2 separate regions of the Homo sapiens genome follow, and region 2 is linked to region 1. Evidence: chromatin contacts called from ENCODE Hi-C data. All regions are on one chromosome and are shown on one strand. Each heading gives the region's core, a stretch centred on a gene start or an enhancer-like site at or near the end of the contact. The rest is flanking DNA. Distances are from core to core; before and after follow the strand shown. Region 1 holds the start of OSR1 (odd-skipped related transcription factor 1). Region 2 holds the start of VSNL1 (visinin like 1).

Region 1 (2,734 bases), core at 153-2,652:
CCCAGGGGTTAGAGGCTAGATTCTGTTCTAAAGGCCTGGGGATATAAGGAAATCCTCTTTCAACTATGCCTTTGAGGGAGGGGAGTCTTCATTACCATCTCCCTAGGTCAGGTATTACAACCTTCTTCACCTCCCAAGAAAATCAGATTAGCTTTGCAAACCAAAGCTGGAGATAGCAGAAGCTCCTCGGGAGAGAAGCAGTACAGTACTTAGGGACCCACGGAATCTAGGATCCAGCTCCAAGAGTCACTCAGCAGCAACTCTGGGGCAAAGGCAGAGAGTGCAGTTGTGTGATCTGGACCCACACAAGTCCCAGGAAACCAGTGACTCCTCCTTGCCAAACCCAAGGCCTGGAAGGGTATTCCAGAAAGGCATTAGGGAGGGATTGGGCTGGGGTCAGCCGGAGGTCAGCTTTCAGAGATGGGTAGTCAAGGGGGTGATGGTACCCTCCATAATGCCTAGGCAATGAAGATAGAATTTTTAATGTCCAGAACTCTGATTCCTTTCCGATTAAAAACTCCACCTGAACCAGCTCCTTGACTCAGAGGCCCTGGAACTGACAACTTTGCAGCTCGTCTAGCTTGCCAGTGCGGCTCTCTAAACTCTGATCCATCCTAAAACAAATATGTAAGTAGAGAGTGCCACTGTGCATTGGGGTGAAATCTCAGAGAGTTCTGGGCCCCAGGAAAATAACTTTCCTGACCTCCTTTCCCTACTCTTTGTTCTTTCTACTGGACTCCAGAACTTAGGGTCTGGGGTCAACCATAAGCACTCAGATGTTACAGCTCGCTTGCTTCGGTGACCCTGGCCCTCCCGCACCAGGAATTAACCAGCGCTGCCTGGGTTAACACCCTGGCCCCGAGCACGCTTGGATAGCCAGGAGCTGCTCCACACTCGGGGTCTGCCGCCTCTGGAAAGAGATTCTGGGAGGAGATGCGACTCTGTCAGGCGCCAAAGTGCGTTGAAACCCAAGCCGCGGTGTGGGGATCCCGGTGCACAGAGCTACTGCCCCTCCCTCCCTCCTCCCAAAGAGCACGGGCTGTGTCCTAGGAGCCCAAGTATAGGACCTCGAAACGTGCGGTGCCAGCCCGCTCTCATCTGCTAGGGACCGTTTCCTCCAGTGCGCCAGGCGTGCCGCTCTGGACCTAAAAAGGCAGCAGGGGTCGCGCGGGACTGAAGAGGAGGGGACGCAGGTTGGGAGAGGCCGGGTCCAAGCGAGAGCAGCTGCCAAAGTCTGCTGCCCGGGTCAGCAAAAACTTTGTCTTTCATTGCGCAGGCGCAGGGCAGGGTTGGGGGGCAGGGGAGGGAGGGGAGGAATCCTGAGGCAAGGGGCGGGGGTGGGGGTGGTGGAGGAGGGAGGGTGGTGGATTAAAATAAGTAGGCGGCTCGGTGCTAAGGGATGAGTGAGTCGGAGCTCGGCCTCTCCCCGGCACGTTCTCAGCTGCTCCTGGTTCAGACCCAGCGAGGGAGCCGCGAGCGAGGCTCACCGTCCCCGGCGTGCAGGATCCGGGGCTGCTGAGCGCTCGCTCCCGCGTGTCCGGCGCTTGGAGTCCCCGCGGCAGGAGAGGAGTCGGGACACTAGAGCTCCAGGGGCGCCTGTGGGCTCCAGGGCCTCCGGCTTCCCCAGTCCCCTTCAGCTAAAGCCCCAGAGACGTGCTCAGCCCCAGGACCTCTGCGGAACAAGGTAATTGCAGTCCTGGGCGCCTGGGCTCAGCAAAGCGAATGCGGGCAGGACTCCCAGGTTCCTTGTCACTGCTCGGCGGGTGCCTCCTCTCTCTCAATGCCCCTGAAGGAAGCTCTTGCCAAACGAATGCTGTAGGACTTTTGTGAAAGTGAGAGCAGGGTGGTTGGGGGTGCTGCCTCAGGACTTCCTGCGCGGGGTCCTCGGCCTCTGACCGCTGGGGATTAAGGGGGGCGGGCCTCCGCTACTGCGGCCAGCCCGCCCGGCTCTGCGGAATCACGGGCGAGGTGCCCACGGACTTTGAAAGTCAATCTGTGGGCCCCCTTTAAGAAACCAGAGCAACTTCAGCGGGCACAAACTTTCCTGAGACGCGCTCCTAGCTCTGGCTGACGCCCAGGTTGACGAAGAAGGAAGGGAGAGGGAGTGAATGGCCACAGCCGCAGCCGACCGCGCCAGGGACAGGTGCATGCCCCAGCTCGGTAGCGCTTTCGTTCAAGTTTGTCTTTTGAGGAGTTGCGCTCTAGTATGAGGCCGCCTAGACCCGAGAGCGCAGGGCTGCGAGTCTGAACCCCGCCTTGCACTCGCGCTCTAACTTAGGGATATTCTCCATAGGATGATTGCTCTGTGTCGTCAAGGCCTGGAGCGGAACCCTTGATTGTCCTGGTGCAGGGAGGCAATGCAGTGGGCGCAAGCACTGCTTTCCAATTCGAGACCCACACACAGCACTAGTGGAAACTCTGTGGAGCCCTAGGGTCTCCGGGCTGGGGACAGGAAAAGTTCTGTTACTCCCCTGACTGTCCGCTAATCCAGCCGTCAGGAGAGAAAGAAGGGGGAAAGGGGTGAAGGGCTGCCTGCTGAACTAATTTCTCCTCGGAAATGTCTCGGAGAAGAATGAAAAACCACGTTTAGTCCTTTTTCAGCAGCTCAGGCAGTAGCGGGTTGGGTTCTCAATGTGTAAAGTAGCCGCAAGGGTTTCTTTGTTGCCACAATTTGGTAAATTTCACCCAGGCTAAGAGCTGCGCATTGGCTCTGCGGAACAAAACCACGTGCAAG
Region 2 (2,760 bases), core at 92-2,591, 1.8 Mb after region 1:
TAGTATGTACTTAGTGTTCTCCACAACCACCAACAATTCTATTTTATTTTAGTTTCCAAAATACGGACAGGAGGGCAACTCTAGAAAAATGGATTCCCACTCTGGCATCTCACAGGGCACTGATCAGGCAATGCGGAGCACTCATCATTTCCACCATGCAGGGAGCATCAGCCTCTCCTCGCTCCTTCCACGTACACATTCTTGTACCCCTGAGGGTATTCATCATTCTGATTTCCACCCGGGGTTTGACCTTGCAAAGACCCTTCTTCCAGTTTCTGGGCAAGGAACAACCCATTTTAACTCAAAACACAAAACGACCTTTTATCCTTTAAAGAAATACTACCAAATGTAACACACCTTGATTTACATTTTTTAACCCCAGATTCCGGATGGCGAACACGGAATGCAAAGGCAGGTAACTAGTTTGGGTCTGACAGTCCCCATTCAGCGACCGAGCCTGTGACTCCGTTCAAAATCGACAGTGCAGTAGAGCATCTTTCCCTTTTCTGCCCATTCACCATTGTGACAAAAATCAAAGACGAAAAAAATTATCTACTCATTTCTGAATACTGAGAGAAATGTGCTCATTTTGCGCCTGACTCCGTGGATCTTAAACACTAACATCCCGCTCAGAGATCAACCATGATTTCCATACCAATCTCATCCACTCAGTTTTACTTAGCAAACACCTTTGCTGCCCTTCCACAGTGAGAAAAATGGTGCACCAATCCCACGGATGACAGGTTGCTACTCGACTGTACCCGCTCAATAGTTTTATCAGCAACCGGAAAACTTCACAATCGGTCAATTAGCTACTTAAATCTGTCTAAGACAAACTAAGAAAGCATCTCAGTTTCACCTGTCTTAAATCTAGTCTAAGACAATCCCCCAAACACGCCGCATATAAACACTCCCCCTTCCCCCACCCCCAATATTCCAAAAGATCCCCCATGGACTAAGAGCACATTCAGATCGCCAGCATTAAGCAAGGAAATTGTCCCCATGCATTTAGACGCATCTATGCAAAGCAAAGTATGTGACAATAGCCAAAGCATTTCTCTGACAGTTGGTTGCACTACACATGCAGAAATGCAACGAAGATTGTATTTTCCACTTACAGTTACAGCGCTGCGCACGGTCACTTAACGAAAATGATAAAACTCAACAGTTCTTTTTAAAAATATATATTTAATTCGGGTAAACGCTTAAGCCGTCTCTGTGTGTGGTTCTCTCTCGCTCTCTTTTTCTCTGGAGCTCTGGGCTGCTTAAATCCCTCTTGGATCGCGCCTTGCAAGCCCAGCCGCTGCCGCAACACGCTCGGGTAAATCTCTGCTGCAGATTGGGAATCCCATAGAAAACCTAGGGTCCCTGGAGCTGGATGCGCAGGCGCGCGAGCCTCCGCCTCTCCAGGCACCCCCTCCCCTTTCCTCTCTTCCCTCCCCCCAGCTCCGCAGCCCCAGCTAGGAGAACTCGGGAGCCTGTGACCAAAAGCCGCCTGGCGATGGCGCATGCTCAGTCGGAGGGGCTCGGAGTTTCCGCGGGTGGATTCCACGTCTCCAGATTTTAGCAAAAGCTCAAAAGGAAAGTATATAGGAAAAGGGAGTCCGGCTACCGGAGCAACCCGCACCTGGACGGGCGCGAGGGACTGCGGGTTACCCGGACTCGCCACGCCCAGTGGTTACCGAACCTGGGGGCTGAAGGCCGAGGCCAGAGATGGAACACGTGGAGCCGCTTTTCCCGCTGCTTTCTGTCCTAGCCGACCCCCGGCCCACCCTTTGTTAGGCTGTAAGGTGAAGGAGAAAACTGCAGAAATCTCCGAAAGAAGACTTCCCAGCAAGCTGTGAGCACGTCTACCTGGCTTACTGAAGGAACGGTTATGGTGGTCATTTTGTCATGGGCCATTTCATCAGAGGGTCTTCTGCTAGGAGTACTGGGAGCCGGGTCCTGCAGCACCCAGTGCCCCGGACAGTCTCGGTCCAGAACGGCGTTGAAAAAATGTGTGTTAAAGGGAGCTGGGATCCGAGGCTTCTTGCCCTGTGTACCCTGAGCCAAGCGCCTTCTGTATGCACTTAAGTGTTTTTAACATATGCTTTGCGTCTGGGGTGGGAGGGGGTGGGTGAAAGGGCGGGAATGAACCATTTTGCGAACCCACGTTTAAGGGCTCTGATTAGGCCATCTTATAAAGCCCCCTTTGTGTCCTTGAACAACTAACAGGTTTGCCAGCCCTCCCCCCGGCTCCCCATTGGCCTGCCAAAGCCTAGAAGGCTTGGCAAGGAGTAGTGCCCAATAAATGTTTGGTCGGTCGCTTCCCTACCAGAAAAGCAAGGAGAATTCCCAGATGTTCCCAACCAGACCAGTTTTCCTCAAGTGTGTATGTTGTACATGAACTCATTCAACAATTATTCATGGAAGCATTTGCAAAACTATTAGACATTCCTTTATGCTTTGGGAATAAGTGCGGTTAACAAAACCCCCTCCTGGGCTTTACATTCAGGTGGGAGTTTTATTTTCAAGGGAGGGAAGTTCTGGGGGCGAGATGAAGATCGAGGTTCTCCTTAAGCAGAGCGCTGTACAATTTGCACAGCGTCTTCACACACCTTATCATGTTCAGGAAAACTGTAGAGTTGACCTACCCTTCGGTGCTGGGGACACCAAGAGCGTCTCCCGTGGCAAATGAGCTCTAAATTGACAAATCTCCAGCTGCTCCTGGTTCCAAGTCGAGGAGTCCAGCTTTGAACAAACTTGAGACTACTTAAGTGG

The links. A loop is a pair of places that touch in the nucleus more often than their neighbours do. Pooled maps may share reads with other maps.
Region 2: a map of naive thymus-derived CD4-positive, alpha-beta T cell shows a loop between it and region 1 (8-fold over the local background). The contact joins the promoter of VSNL1 here to the promoter of OSR1 in region 1. A Hi-C loop is called at or near these places in 1 of 168 maps with a recorded cell type or tissue (naive thymus-derived CD4-positive, alpha-beta T cell), 1 of 37 single-sample maps with no recorded cell type and 8 of 50 pooled maps.

What each region holds. Positions count from the first base shown.
Region 1 is chr2:19,357,291-19,360,024 of GRCh38, reverse strand. OSR1 (odd-skipped related transcription factor 1) reads left to right here and starts at 1,402. Exons shown (of 3, transcript NM_145260.3): 1 at 1,402-1,684. RefSeq lists enhancers at 1,530-2,058, 2,724-2,734.
Region 2 is chr2:17,539,277-17,542,036 of GRCh38, reverse strand. VSNL1 (visinin like 1) reads right to left here and starts at 1,341. Exons shown (of 4, transcript NM_003385.5): 1 at 1,119-1,341.